Regions from separate parts of the Homo sapiens genome. Here region 2 is linked to region 1. A link is a loop called in an ENCODE intact Hi-C map of the cell type or tissue named here. Cell type or tissue: HCT116. All regions are shown on one strand.

Region 1 (8,000 bases):
TATTTGTAGAAGTTTATGGGGCGCATGTGTAATTTTGTTACTTCCATAGGTTGCCTAGTGCTCAAGGCAGGGCATTTAGGGTATCCATGGCCCAAGTACCATACATTGTACCCATTAACTAATTGCTTATCCTCCTCTCAACTCCCACCCTTGAATTTTCTTATGAAATCTTCTTAGGATCTAAGATCACTGCAGCCTCTGCCTGCTGGGCTCAAGTGACCCTCCTGCCTGCCTCAGCCTCCCAAGTAGCCGGAACTACAGGCTCACACCACCATTCCGTGCTAATTTTTTTGATAGGAGGTTTTGCCACATTGCCCAGGCTGATCTTGAACTCCTGGGCTCAAGTGATCCACCCGCCTCAGCCTCCCAAAATGCTGGAATTACGGGTGTGAGCCACTGCCCCCAGCCTTTTATGAAATCTTTGGAAGAGCACCTGATGCACAGTGAGACCTCAGAAAATGTTAAGTATTGTCATTTTATCAGTTATGTCCCAAAAACTGTGCAAAGTGTTGGGGATACAACAACAACAAAGACAAGCTAAATAAGCTAAATGCTCTCGTGGAATTTATAATCTATTTTTTGTTTGTTTTTGAAACAGTCTCACTCTGTCTCCCAGGCTGGAGTGCAGTGGTACAGCGTGATCTCGGCTCACTGCAACCTCCACCTCCCGGGTTCAAGCAATTCTCCTGCCTCAGCCTCCCGAGTAGCTGGGACTACAGGCGCATGCCACCACACCCATCTAATTATTTGTAGTTTTAGTAGAGACGGGGTTTCACCATGTTAGCCAGAATGGTCTCGATCTCCTGACCTCGTGATCCGCCCACCTCAGCCTCCCAAAGTGCTGGGATTACAGGCGTGAGCCACCATGCCCGGCACACCCAGCTAATTTTTGTATTTTTAGTAGAGATCACACCAGTGCACTCCAGCCTGGGTGACAGAGTAAGACTCCATCTCAAAAAAATAATAAATAAAAAGAATTTTTAAAAATAATAAATTATTATTATTATTATTATTTGAGATGGAGTTTCGCTTTTGTTGCCCAGGCTGGAGTGCAATGGCATGATCTCAGCTTACCGCAACCTCCGCCTCCCAGGTTCAAGCAATTCTTCTGCCTCAGCCTCCCTAGTAGCTGGGATTACAGGCATGTGCCACCACACCCAGCTAATTTTGTATTTTTAGTAGAGACAGGGTTTTTCCACACTGGTCAGGCTGGTCTCGAACTCCCGACCTCAGGTGATCCACCTGCCTCAGCCTCCCAAAATGCTGGGATTACAGGCGTGAGCCACTGCACCCCGCCAAAATGATTTTTTGAGACAGGGTCTCACTCTGTCCCCCATGGTGGAGTGCAGTGGTGCTCACTGCAGCTTTGACCTCCTGGGCTCAAATTATCCTCCCACCTCAACCTCCCACTGAGTAGCTGAGTTTATAGGCACTCACCACCACGCCCTGCTAATTTTTTTGTTTTTTGTAGAGATGGGAGTCTCACTTTGTTGCCCAGGCTGGTCTTGAACACCTGGGTTCAAGCAATCCTTTCACCTCAGCCTCTGAAAGTGCTGGAATTACAGGCGTGAGCCACCACGCCTGGCTTTAAAAAAAAGTTAAGAACAATTAGTGTTTGTTATTACTCTGCAGACTGTCGTGGGAAATGCAGACAGGACTGTGGTGATTGCCTGGGTGGAGTTTAGAAAATAGCTGTGGAGCACATGAATCTGCTAGATAAAAACAGAATTCATAATTCATGACCTGTTATATTGCACTGTAAGAGTCCAGACATTGTGTCAAAATTTAAAGAAGCAGAATTGACTTGTGTGTATATGTATGTGTGTGTGTATATATATATATTTTTTTGATGATACATATATATATGTATAAAGCTGGGTGTAGTGGCACATGCCTGTAATCCCAGCTACTAGGGAGGCTGAGGCAGGAGAATTGCTTGAACTCAGGAGACAGAGATTGCAGTGAGCCAAGATTGGGCCACTGCACTCCAGCCTGGGTGACAGACTGAGACTCTATCTCAGGAAAAAAAAAAAAAGTAAGCACTTTGTTTGTGTCAGGTACTGTGTTTGGTGTTGGGATATAGGAGTCAGCAAGACAGACAAGCTCCCTGCTCTCGTGAAGCTTTTCCCAGGCGACTTAGAAGTTAATGGGGGAGGGGGAAGAGCAGTCCTGGGACAGGGAACCGCCCGAGCGAAGGTCCTGAGGTTGGAAGGGGCTTGGCACATTTCAGAAACAGAAGGAAGCCTAGCTCGGAGGATGGATGTGGTGTCCCTAGGGATAATGGTGGAGATAGGCAGCGATGGTATTCCTTAGCACCTTGGAGGTCAGAGTAAGTAGTTTGAGTTCTATCCTGGGGGCAACAGGGTTTCAAACAGGGATGGTGGGATAGGCAGATTATACTTTAGAAGGATCTCCTGGCCAGGCAACCTGGCTCACACTTGTAATCCCAACACTTTGGGAAGCTGAGGCAGGAGGATCACTTGAATTCAGGAGTTTGAGACCAGCCTGGGCAACATGGTGAAACCCCATCTCTACAAAAAATACAAAACTTGGCCGGGCGTGGTGGCTCACACCTGTAATCCTAGCACTTTGGGAGGCCGAGGCAGGCGGATCACCTGAGGTCAGGAATTCCAGACAAGCCTGGCCAACATGGTGAAACCCGGTCTCTACTAAAAATACCAAAATTAGCTGGGCATGGTGGCGGATGCCTGTAACCCCAGCTACTCAAGAGACTGAGCAGAACTGCCTCCCAGGTTCAAGCGATTCTCCTGCCTCAGCCTCCCGAGTAGCTGGGATTACAGGCATGTGCCACCAAGCCCGTTTAATTTTTGTATTTTTAGTAGAGACAGGGTTTCGCCATGTGGGCCAGGCTGGTCTTGAACTCCTGACGTCAGGTGATCCGCCCGCCTCGGCCTCCCAAAGTGCTGGGATTACAGGCGTGAGCCACTCTGCGCCTGGCCGAGGTCTTTCTCTCAAAGCGATCACTAACCTGGCGCCACTGAACTCCAGCCTGGGCGACAGAGACCCTGTCTCTAAAGAAATTATTAAAAAAAAAAAAAAAAAAAAAAAAGGAGTCCTTGAGGCCCAGGAAGGGTCCTCTCCAGCCCTCGCACAAGCTCCACCTCCCCTCCTCCTCCAAGGATCCTGAGACCAGACAGCCACGTATAAGGTGGCGGGCGTGACTCCTCTGGCCAGGCTCGTGGGCGGCGCCCGCACATGCGGAGCCTGCCACCCACTGGGCGAGAGCGGTACTGCAGACGCGGGTGTCAAGAGTCGCCCCACCCGGTGGCTTTGCTGTAAATGTTCACTGAGCGCCTTTTCTGTTCCAGGCAGAAGGGGTCCCTGCCCTCATGTGGCTTACAATCTAATGGAACTAATACCAGCAACGGAAGTGCCGCTAGCGACTTGATTAAAACTTTTTTTTTTTTTTTTGAGACGGAGTTTCGCTCTTGCTGCCCAGGCTGGAGTACAATGGCGCAATCTCGGCTCACTGCAACCTCCGCCTCCCGGGCTCAAGCGATTCTTCTCAGCCTACTGAGTAGCTGGGACTACAGGCGCCCGCCACCACGCCGGGATAGTTTTTTTGTATTTTTAGTAGAGACGGGGTTTCACCGTGTTAGCCAGGATGGTCTCATCTCCTGACCTCGTGATCCACCCGACTCGGCCTCCCAAAGTGCTGGGATGAGAGGCGTGAACCACGGCGCCAGGCCAATTTTTGTGTTTTTAGTAGAGACAGGGTTTCATCATATTAGTCACAGGCTGGTATCGAGCTCCTGACCTCAGGTGATCCACCCACCTCGGCCTCCTAAAGTGCTGGGATTCCAGGTGTGAGTCACCATGCCTGACCTTTTTAAAATTTCTTTACAGCAATGCAAGAAAAAACTTTTTTTTTTTTTAATAGAGATGGGATCTCCCTATGTTGCCCAGGCTGGTCTTAAAGTCCTGGAATCAAGCAATCCTCCTGCCTCAGCCTCCCAAAATGTTCTGATTACAGGCATGAGCCACCACGCCTAGCCTATAGCAACTTTATAATCTGCTTTTTGATGAAAGCTTTTGTTCTTATAATACAAGTACTATACGTTCATGGTAGAAAATTTAAAAAGAAAATTTAAAGCCCAGACATAACTTCTGTCAACATGTGAGTGTAGCCCTTACGGAATTGTCGTGTGTTTTACAAAAATAGAAGTATACATTTAATATTTTGTAGCCTGCTTTCTTGTTTTTAACAGCTTTATTGAGATATAATGTAAGAGGGACCGATATCAATACATTCCAATATACCACCTTTTCACATACAATATATCTGCTTTGTTTTAAACTTAATGTAATAGTGGTTTATTAATAATAATATAACACAAATCACTGCTATAGGTTGAGGAAAGTGCTAAGTGCTTTACACACATCATCATGTTCAGTTCTCCCAAAAACCCTAACAGTAGGTACTATTATTTTCCTCATTCTGCAGATGAAGAAACTGAAGCATAAAATTACTTGTCCAGCAATAGCAGCAGAACCTGGATTTATTTTTATATTTTAAGATAGGGTTTTGGCTGGGTGTGGTGGCTCACGCCTGTAATCCCAGCATTTTGGGAGGCCGAGGCAGGTGGATCACGAGGTCAGGAGTTCGAGACCAGCCTGGCCAAGATGGTGAAACCCCGTCTCTACTAAAAATACAAAAATTAGCCAGGCAAGTTGGCGGGTGCCTGTAATCCCAGCCACTCGGGAGGCTGAGGCAGGAGAATCGCGTGAACCAGGGAGGCAGAGGTTGCAGTGAGCTGAGATTGTGCCACTGCACTCCAGCCTGGGTGACAGAGTGAGACTCCGTCTCAAAAAAAAAAAAAAAGATAGGGTCTCACTCTGTTGCCCAGGATGGAGTGCAGTGGCATGACCTTGGCTCACTGCAACCTCTACTTCCTGGACTCAAGCAATCCTCCACCTCAGCCTCGCAAGTAGCTGAGATTACAGGCAGGCATCACCATGCCCAGCTAATTTCTGTATTTTTTGTAGAGATAGGGGTTCGCCATGTTGCCTAGGTTGGTCTTGAACTCCAGGGTTCAAGTGATCCTCCTATCTCAGCCTCCCAAAGTGCTGAGACTATAGGTGTGAGCCACCTCACCCAGCCAGAGGTGGACTTAAATCCAGCTTTGTCTGAGAACCTGAGTTCTTAACCATTTTGTTATGCCTGGCCTGTGCCAGGCATTGAGAGAATTTAGAGGAATCCGAAAAAAAAAGGGGTCTCCTGGCCGGGCGCAGTGGCTCACGCCTGTAATCCCAGCACTTTGGGAGGCCGAGGTGGGCAGATCACCTGAGGTCAGGAGTTCGAGACCAGCCTGGCCAACGTGGTGAAACCCCATCTCTACTAAAAATACAAAAATTAGCCGGGTGTGGTGGCAGATGCCTGTAATTCCAGCTACTCAGAAGGCTGAGGCAGGAGAATTGCTTGAACCCAGGAGGCGGAGGTTGTAGTGAGTCGAGATCGTGTCACTACACTACAGCCTGGGTGACAGAGCAAGACTCTGTCTTAAAAAAAAAAAAAAAAGGTTAGGGGGTCTCCTGGGGCCTGAAGTGGAATGAGGAAGTGGAATAGTCATCATAAGAGGTACAGTGGGCTGAACATCACTGGGGGACCAGAGGCCAGGGTCAGGATGTAACCAGGAAAGGCTTCCTGGAAGAGGTGAGAACCGAGTGTGATGTGTGCAGACAGAGGTGGGGAACCACGTGGGGCTGGCCTAAGCAGAACCTCGGGTGTAGACGAGTGTATGAGCATCAACAGGGACCAGTAAGGAAAAATAACTGAGCACCAAATTCTATGGGGTCACAGAGATAGATGATACTGGGGGTCTGCCCTCTAAAGCTGACAATCTAGCTCGGCAGAAGGTTGAGAGGTGGGGGTAGGAACACAGAAATAAGTAATAGCTATCACTGTGCACACCCGCCCCCACGTGTCAGGCTTTCTACCTACATTGACACATTTAAGCTCACAACATCTCTGGAAGATCCAGTTATTAGCCCCATTTATGAATGAAGAAAGAAAGGCTCAGAGTAAAGCAGATTGCTCTAGGTCTTCCTAGCAGGAAGGGCTAGGGCCAAGGCTCAAACCTGGGTGGCTCAAGGTCTAAATCCAGTGTTCTAACCTGCACAGCTACGCTATTCAGCCTACCCCAGCTGGACCGCCCCCTCCCACTGCAAGGAAACCAACCCTGACACCCAGCCTTCTATGCCTTCTATGCAAACCTCTAGGTGCACTTCAGTCAGAAATCTTTTTTTTTTTTTTTGAGACGGAGTCTGGCTCTGTCGCCCAGGCTGGATCTTGGCTCACTGCAACCTCCACCTCCCAGGTTCAAGTGATTCTTGTGCTTCAGCCTCCCAGGTAGCTGGGATTATAGGTGCCCGCCACCACACCTGGCTAATTTTTTTTTAAGACGGTGTTTCACTCTTGTCGTCCAGGCTGGAGTGCAATGGCGTGATCTTGGCTCACTGCAACCTCTGCCTCCCAGGTCAAGAGATTCTCCTGCCTCAGCCTCCCAAGCAGTTGGGATTACAGATGTCTGCCACCACGTCTGGCTAATTTTTTTTTTTTTTTGTATTTTTAGTAGAGACGGGGTTTTACCATGTTGGCCAGGCTGGTCTAGAACTCCTGACCTCAGGTGATCCACCCGCCTCAGCCTCCCAAAGTGCTGGGATTACAGGTGTGAGTCACAGCGCCTGGCCTTTTTTTTTTTTTTTTTTTTTTTGACAGAGTCTCCTCTGTTGCCCAGGCTGGAGTGCAGTAGTGCAATCATGTCTCACTGCAAGCTCTGCCTCCTGGGTTCAAGCGATTCTCATGCCTCAGCTTCCCAAGTAGCTGGGATTACAGGTGTGTGTCAGCACACCCAGCTAATTTTTGTATTTTTAGTAGAGACGGGGTTTTGTCATGTTGGCCAGGCTGGTCTGAAACTCCTGACCTCAGGTGATCCGCCTGCCTTGGCCTCCCGAAGTGCTGGGATTACAGTCATGAGCCACTGCACCCAGCCTCTCTGGTGGTATCTTTTGGAAAGATATCTTTCTGGAAAACTCTTTCCATCCCAGCCCAAACTTGTCTCTGACTCACTCATTTATTTGAGGGTAGGTGACTTAGATGTCATATCCTACAGGAGGGCAGACTGACTGCCCCTCCAAAGCCAAATGCCATTTTGATCCTCTTCTATTGACCCTGTACCACCTCGATCAAGACAATTCTTTGTTTTTTTTTCTTTTATGGTCAAAAAATTTAAGACTAGTTCCAACTTGAAGTAGTTTTGTTTCAACAGATCAAGATAATTCCTTGTTTTTTTTTTTTTTGAGACAGAGTTTCACTCTTGTCACCCAGGCTGGAGTGCAATGGCACGATCTCTGCTCACTGCAACCTCCACCTCCCAGGTTCAAGCGATTCTCCTGCCTCAGCCTTCCAAGTAGCTGGGATTACAGGTGCCCACCATCACGCCCGGCTAATTTTTGTATTTTTAGTAGAGACAGGGTTTCACCATATTGGCCAGGCTGGTCTCGAACTCCTGACCTCAGGTGATCCACCTGCCTCGGCCTCCCAAAGTGCTGGGATTACAGGCATGAGCCATCGCACCTGGACTAGATCAAGACAATTCTAACAGTTAACAATTATTGAGCACTCATTTTGTGCCAGGCACTGTGCTAAGAGTGCAGTATCTCAGAGTGGTTAAACATGGAGGCTTTGGGGCCAGACTTCTAGATTTAAATTCTGGCTCTGGGTCAGGAACAGTGGCCGACACCTGTAATTCCAGAACTTTGAGAGGCTGAGGTGGGAGGATCGCTTAAACTCAGGAGTTTGAGATCAGCCTGAGCAACATAGTAAGACCCCGTCTCTAAAAAAAAAAAAATTAGCTGGATGAGGTGGTGTGCACTTGTAGTCCTAACTACTCAGGATGCTTGTTAGGTGCAGTGGCTCATGCTTGTAATCCCAGCACTTTGGGAGGCCGAGGCAGGTGAATCACTTGAGGTCAGGAGTT
Region 2 (8,000 bases), 200 kb before region 1:
GAGACCTGAGAAAATAATGGCTGCAAGGCAACTCCAGCAGTCACCCTGAGCTCCAGGCAGAAGACCAACTGTGCCAGGCCCATCTGCACCAGGCACACACAAGGCCCACCCATCAGGCTCCTGGCTGCAGCCACTTCCCCATCAAATTGGGCTCCAGGAGCTTAAGCAACAGCAGGTGAGACAAGGCTGCCCAGGTTGACTCTGAGCACTTCTATGCATCTGCCTTAGGCTACAGACACAGGAGTTCAGGCCAGGCTGGCCAAACACCAGAGTCTTTCTCTTCTTTTTTTCTTTTTTTGAGACAAGTCTTGTTCTGCCACTCAGGCTAGAGGCCTGATCACAGCTCATTGCAGCCTAGAATTCTTGGGCTCAAGGGATCTTCCTGCCTCAGCCTCCCGAGTAGCTAGGACTAAAAGCACATGCCACCACACTAGGCTTTTAAAAACTTTTTTGTAGAGACAGGGTCTCACTATGTTGCCCAAGCTGGTCTTGAACTCCTGGCCTCAAGCCATCTTCCTGCCTGGGCCTTCCCAAAGTGCTGAGATTACAGACAGGAGCCACCATGCCCATCCCCAGAGTCTCTTTCATATTGTAAATAACTCATCTCTCCTGTCCAGAATCAGTGGGCCCTCCCTCCTCCAGAGGTCCCAGAACATTGTGGACACATTTCATTGGTCAGATGTCATCCACCTCTTTAGGTCGCCCAGAGATGCTAGACCTTTTCAGGTCAAGTCCAGGGCCCCATTCCAGGCCCAACTCACAGCTCCTTCAATGGGTAAAACCCAGATTCACATACAAAAAAGACAGCCTCAAACCCAGGAGACTCATGGGCTGGAAAGGTTCTCAGCTGTTCCAAATCGACCCCAGCCCATTCCTGCAATCTGGGCTCTTCCAGGCAAGTTGATCTGTTGCAGAGCAGGGCGGCTCCTTGGGCCTCTCACCCCTGCTAATCACCAACAGAGGTTAGGAGGGGCTCAAAGTGAGTCATCGTCCCACAGAGACCCGAACAAAAAGTTCAAAAGTTTGCCTGTTCCTGAGATGAGCTGCAGTTTTTTTGCGATTTTTGTGGATTTCATAGCATTAGTTACCCACTCTTTGCTAATCAGGTTCTCACTAACCAGCCAGCACCTTCCCCTTTTTTCAGGCAGCAAGGTCATTTCCCGAAGTCAGCTCTCGCTTGCCTGACTTCCCCAGTTCTCTTTTCTAAGTCCCTTTAATAGCTCCCACATTTAGCTGGTCACTAAGTCACATCAATTCTTCCTTCGCGGGGCCTCTCCCTGTCATCACTTGCCTCCCTTTCCTTTCATCACCACAGCCAACCACTTGGACTAGCATTCGAATCCATGCTCAGTGCCTACCTGAACTTGACTGCAGCCCCCTGCCCTGGGTTCTCCCAATCTAACGCTTCCTGCACACACCATCGGCCCGAACTTCTTGGCACCCAGCCTTTTTGGGGCATGCCTCACACTTCACTCTTGCTTCTCCCCCTAGACTGCAGGTCCTCTGTGGGCAAGAACATCCTCCTGCTCCTGAATCCCCACAGCATGGATACCCTCATAGGCCTCCTTTTTTTTTGAAATGGAGTCTTGCTCTGTCAACCAGGCTGGAGTGCAGTGGCATGATCTCAGCTCACTGCAGCCTCCACCTCCCGGGTTCAAATGATCCTCCTGCCTCAGTCTCCCAAGTAGCTGGAACTACAGGTACACACCACACCTGGCTAATTTTTGTATTTTCTTAGTAGAGTCGAAGTTTCACATTGTTGGACAGGCTTGTCTCGAACTCCTGACTTCAAGTGATCCACCCACCTCGGCATTCCAAAGTGCTGGGATTACAAGCATAAGCCACTGTGCCCGGCCCTCACAGGCCTCTTAGAGGGGCTTGAATGAATGTGTGCAGAGCAAGGGGTGGAGTTATAATACTCACCCACTGTTGCCCTCTCTGCCTATAAAACAAGGTCAGAAACCCTGGGGATGGCATTCTGTTCTTGACCCTCTCAGAATATGGCCCCAAACTAACCTTCACTGCCTCCTTGGTCCCCCTCACTGCAACCCATGTCTCCAGCCAAACTGGACTCCCCGCTTCCCTTTTTGCCAGCGTGCCTTTCTTCACAATACTGAATGTGTCCCACCACTACCTCTATCATCATTCACCTGGTTTGAGCCTCTCGCACAAGGATATCCATACCCCCAGGGGACAGATGGAAGCCAGGGGTACAGGAAGCCACCTCAGGATAAACCCAGAACACTCTGAGGATCAAATGTACTCAGGGGCAAGAAATGTAAATCATTGTCTTAAAACAAACAAGGCTACATTATGGAGTCAAATGCAAAATGCAAGTGAAATCGTAAGATAAAAAGAGAGGCTTCAAGGCCTGCATGGTGGCTTATGCTTGTAATCCCAGCACTTTGGGAGGCCGAGACAGGGAGATTGCTTGAGGCCAGGAGTTCGAAACCATGTTGGCCTGGCCAACATGGTGAAACCTCATCTCTACTCTACTAAAAATACAAAATTTAGTTGAGCATGGTGGTGCATGCCTGTAATCCCAGCCTCTTGGGAGGCTGAGGCAGGAGAATGGCTTAAACCCAGGAGGCAGAAGTTGCAGTGAACAGAGATTGCGCCACTGCACTCCAGCCTGGGCGACAGAGTAAGACTCTGTCTCAAAAAAACAAAACAAAAAAAACAGATAAGATTTTGCTCTTGGGGACTTTGGCAAACAATTTTAAGCAGCACCACAAAGCCCCCACTGTCCACACATAAAACCACCCCTGCCCATATCACAGATTTGGCTGGTCTGCTGTCGTTGGGAGCTAGGATGGTCACACAGTTCTTTGGACACCCTCTGGGCATCCCACCTGCATGGCAGTGTGGTAGAGTGGAAGGAATGGGCCATCTAACAGTGAGGAGGATGGGTTCAAATCCGCCACTCACTAGCCTGGGTGACCAGTGACTAGATAATTCTGGGCTTTAGTTTACTCAGGCACCTCATAGCGCACAGTGAGTAATGGATGAAAAAGAATGTGAGAGCCATCCTGGTGGCTGGGATAAAATAAACGTAAGCCTCCCACTCTGACACACAGGAGACACTCAGTCAATAGATCCACATCACTGATTTTCATCTCCCTTAAGGCCAGCAGGGGGAGGAGTCGGAGCCAGGGACTGCAGCCAGGGATCCTGGGAGCTGTGACAGGTTGTCACTAACTCAGCCTTCTTGCTGAGCAAACCACTGACCTCACCCTTTGTGTCTCGGGTTCATTCCAAGTCCTCCTTGGAGAACATCAGCTGAGCCCAGGCGCCTCCAACTCACTGCCTAGCAAGGACAGAGGCAAGCGAGGGAAGCTGCAGGGCCCCAACGCCTCCACCCCCACCCCATCCCTACTGCCTGCCGGGAAGTCACAGCTGTCTGAGAGGCCTGTGGCTTTGAACCCAGAATCGCAACAATAGAAGGAACTGCCCAAGCTCCATGGTAGCTCCCAGAGGAACCCAGGAGAGAGCAGCCTCTGCTCCTGCCACGGAAGCTCTGAGCCCAGCAGAGTGCCAAAAAGGGATCCAAAGACGGGGCTGCGAGGCTAGAAAGCAGCTCAGGAGGGGGTGAGGAGTGGAACAACCCTTCCTGAGCATCTACCAGGAGCCCAGCCTTGCAGCCCCATTTGTTGCCAGGGATTAGAATGCAGACACCCAGAGCCGCCCCATAAGGCCCCACGAGGACTGCGCTGCCTGACTGCAGAGATCACCCATGTTCTTCCCAGGATGCCCCACAAGGAGAGGAATGATCGCTTTCAGCAGCTGTCCGTCCTCTGCTCGTCACCACTCTCCACTCCCACAACACACATCCCCAGAGCCCCCAGAGGAATCCAAAAAGGCGGGCCTGCTGGGTTCCGCTCTACTGCTGCCCACTCCAAGTCTCCTGTTCTCTTTTCTTTCTGCCTCCTCCTCACCCTCTGCCTCAGGAGGGGTCTTGAGCCACAGAGGAGCCCCTAGTGGTGGTACAGAGAGCTCAAGAATTCTGAGAAGGCTGGTGCACTCCATGTTCTGGTCTAACTTGTTGATGTGCAAGGTCGACGCGCACAAGTGTTTTCCCCCTGTGCTACGCTGCTTGTGGTCCCATCTGAACCTCAGGGTGCAAGATGGGCCTGCCCCGGGAACCAACCTCTGACCTCGCAGAGATGACATCAGAATCATTAAGAGACACACAGGCAGACAAGGGACTCCACTGTAGGCACCAAACCAGCCAACACGGGACAGCCAGCAAGACAGCCAGCCTAGATTTTCCAACCCACAGTCAGCATAGCTGTTCCCTTCAATGGACAGCCACATGTCTCACCCAAGCACTTTTCCCACTGAGCAAAAAAGTAGGCAGTTCCATGTCTTGCCCTCTGTACTGCTGTTTTTAACTACTCTGTGTCTGGGCACAAGAGGGCTGCAGAGGGCACAACACGCTGGGGAAACACAAGCCTGAGCATAGAGCTGTCCTCAGCCACTGGCTCTCGACCCTGACGTGCAATCTGCCATGAGGTGTGTCACCAGTCCTTGGCTAATCATCATAAGGTATGGACATCTGCAACTGATTTTTTTCTTTTTTTGAGACAGGGTCTTGCTCTGTTACCCAGGCTGGAGGGTGGAATACAGTGGCATGATCACAGCTCACTGCAATCTCCACCTCCTGGGATCCCACCTCAGCCTCATGAATAGCTGGAACTATAGGTGTGTGCCACCATGCCCAGATGATCTTTTTTTTTTTTTTTTTTTGAGACGGAGTCTCACTCTGTCGCCCAGGCTGGCGTACAGTGGCGCCATCTCAGCTCACTGCAACCTCTGCCTCCCGGGTTCAAGCAATTCCCTGCCTCAGCCTCCCGAGTAGCTAGGATTACAGGTGCCTGCCACCACACCCAGCTAATTTTTGTATTTTTAGTAGAGACAAGGTTTCACCATCTTGGCCAGGCTGGTCTTGAACTCCTGACCTCGTGATCCACCCACCTTGGCCTCCCAAAGTGCTGGCATTACAGGTGTGAGCCACTGTGCCTGGCCCCAGCTGATCTTTTAATTTTATTTATGTATTTATTTATTTATTTATTTGAGACAAGGTCTCACTCTGTCACCCAGGCTGGAGTGCAGTGGTGTGATCATAGCTCACTGCAACCTCAAACTTCTGGGCTCAAGTGATCTTCCCACCTCAGCCTCCCAAGTCATGAGGGCTACAGTGCATGCCACCACACTTGGCTAAGTTTTCTATTTTTTGTAGACAGGGTCTTAGGATGTTGCCAGGGCTAGCCTGGAACTCCTGGGCTCAAGCGATCCTCCTGCCTCAGTCTCTCACAGTGCTAGGATTACGGGCATGAGCCACTGCACCTGGTCATTGCTTGCTTGCTTATGTATGTACGTGTGTGTGTGTGTGTGTGTATACACACACACACACACACACACACACACACACAGAATCTCACTTCTATTGCCCAGGCTGGGGTACAGTGGCATGATCACGGTTCACTGCAACCTCTGCCTCTTGGGGTCAAGCAATTCTTGTGCCTCAGCCTCCCAAGTAGCTGGAATTACAAGCATGTGCCAACACGCCCTGCTAATTTTTATATTTTTAGTAGAGATAGGGTTTCACCATGTTGGCCAGGCTGGTCTCGAACTCCTGCTGGCCATTGCTTTTATTTTGGAGAAAATAAACTGAAGTGGGTTCAAGATGACTCCATGACCATCAGCCCCACCCGCATGTGTTCCAGTGCATTTACTTGAGTGAAAGAAAGAGCTAGGAGTGCAAAGAATGCCAGACACACCCTTGGTGTCATCTGAAGGCTATGTCCTGGCAGCGCACCATTTGAAACCACTATCATAGATGGTCACGAGTGCTGAGAAGAAGTGGGGGAGGGGAGTCAGGCTAGCTGCCCCCAGAGTGCTCCCCGAGCTGACCCTCAGTGACCCTTTTGCCTCCCTAGAAGTGTCTACCTCATCCAGCCCTGGGTCTTCTTGGGCACACAAATTTTGGAAGCCATCTGCTGATTTCAGGGCTCTAGGAAATGCTGAGGCCCCTTGACAGCTGGCGTCCCCACAGAGAGTTGGCACCTCCTGAATAAGGAGTGGTCTCAGGAGGGCCCATCCCATGCACAGAAGCTCCAAGTCTCGTCTCAGTCCCCCCACCCCACTGAGCTTTGTAGGCTCCCCAGGCACAATCATAGGCAGCAGGCCTGACCCAACCCAGGGCGCTGGTGGGATGGCATCACTGAGCTACAAAGGAGGAATGCCCCGGCCACTGTCCTGAAGAGGGCAAGGCCAATTTCTCCGGAGGCCCGGAGCCTTGCCAACTCTCCGCATGGGGAAATCTGCCTCTTCCTGGACAGGGAGGAAGCAGATGGAGCTGCAGAGTCACGCTGGGAAACCACAATAGAAAAAAAGGAGAGAAGATATTTTCCTGAAACAAAAAGCACCCAGGGAGACCTCTGGGCTTTCAGTCTGGCTAGTGGAGTTCACGTGTAGGTATATCAAGGTGCAGGGGAGAGGGATAGGGTGGGAACAGAACTCAAATGAGACCACGTCGTAGTTAGCCTGCAAGAAGCCCACTAACTCCAAAGCTGAGGAAGCAGGCCAAGCAGATGCCAAGCCTCATGGGTAAACTGAACGGAGGTGCCTGTGCCCGGGGGTTCATGCAGCAGAGAGGGTTCCAGGGCTCCAACCAGGCTTGGCTGGCCTGGCCTCCCTCCACCATGCCCAGCTGGCTATGCCAGGGATTGATGGGGGAGGGGGTACACACCTCGCCCCTGGTTTGGATTTTATTGCAGGAGACACTCTGGGGCTCCGCAAATCCAGCCCAGCAGAGCCAGAGGGCAACAGCAGTACGTGGCCGCAATGCCCAGAAACACCACACAGAAAGTCCCCATGTACACACGTGGAGCATTCCAGAAGGTTGTTTGGAAGTTGGATTTTGAGCTGTGGAGAATGTCTTCTAATAGAAACAATACTCTGAGGGGAAACTGGGTGACTGTTCAGGTAGACTATTTACATCACTAGCTCCAGTGGATGCTAGGTTCTGCAGTGTCTGCAGAGATTGCTGTCTTGCCATGAGGTGCTAGGGTGAACCCCATCATTCCTCCTTCAGGCAGTACCTGCTCTGTGCCTAGCTATGTATGGGGGGCACAGCTGTCCTTGGACGCTCCTAAGCTAAACTTCCCAAGGACAAGAAATCCCGTGCTTCTGCCCCCTAACTACTGTACTGCAACACAGGGAGCTTCGTGGTCAGCTAGGGAACTTCTGACGGGAACCAAACTGTCGGGTGGGGCTGCTCCTTCTCCTCCTGCCCATCTTTATGTTCAGACAGGAAATGGTCACCAAAAAAGCCAGGGAGCTGAGCAAGCACCTGTCCCACTACTGCCCTTCCTGGTGCCACTGGTTTCTCCTTTTTAAAGGGTGGAAGTTTCTGCTGGGTGTGGTGGATCACGCCTGTAATCCCAGCACTTTGGGAGCCCGAGGCCAACGGATCACCTGAGGTCAAGAGTTCCAAACCAGCCTGGCCAATGTGGTGAGACCCTGTCTCCACTAAAAATACAAAAATTTAGGCCAGGCGGGGTGGCTCACGCCTATAATCCCAGCACTTTGGGAGGCTGAGGCAGGTGGATCACAGGTCAGGAGTTCGAGACCAGCCTGGCCAGCATGGTGAAACCCCGTCTCTACTGAAAATACAAAAAATTAGCCAGGCATGGTGGCGCATGCCTGTAGTCCCAGCTACTCGGGAGGCTGAGGCAGGAGAATCGCTTGAACCCAGGAGGCGGAGGTTGCAGTGAGCCAGTATCGTGCCACTGCACTCCAACCTGGGCAACAGAGTGAGACTCCGTCTCAAAAACAAAAACAAAATTAGCCAGGCGTGGTGGTGCATGCCTGTAATCCCAGCTACTCAGGAGGCTGAGTGAGGCAACGGAATTGCTTGAACCTGGGAGGCGGAGGTTGCAGTGACCTGAGATCACACCACTGCACTCCAGCCTGGGTGACAGAGCGAGACTCTGTCT

What was found. Hi-C counts contacts between places; a loop is a spot of excess contacts. Peaks named below come from ENCODE experiments on the same cell type or tissue, not always from the same donor. Only the 100,000 strongest peaks of a DNase experiment are listed, where the experiment ranks them.
Region 2: it touches region 1 in a loop (3-fold over the local background); 6 of 110 quality-filtered maps call a loop at or near these places.

Annotation. Positions count from the first base shown.
Region 1 is chr12:120,427,391-120,435,390 of GRCh38, forward strand. No RefSeq gene overlaps it. Among named protein-coding and RNA genes, the nearest start is that of COX6A1, 6.7 kb to the right of the region's middle. RefSeq lists a silencer at 6,102-6,302. In HCT116, a CTCF peak has its summit at 3,244 (motif pointing left); a DNase peak (open chromatin) is centred at 3,251.
Region 2 is chr12:120,231,750-120,239,749 of GRCh38, forward strand. All of the region lies in intron 1 of PXN (paxillin), which reads right to left. Among named protein-coding and RNA genes, the nearest start is that of PXN, 30 kb to the right of the region's middle. RefSeq lists enhancers at 1-463, 1-502, 503-1,062, 2,183-2,742, 6,872-7,502. In HCT116, CTCF peaks have their summits at 3,117 (motif pointing right), 3,992 and 4,195; a DNase peak (open chromatin) is centred at 3,193; H3K4me3 peaks cover 4,183 bases; H3K27ac peaks cover 7,637 bases.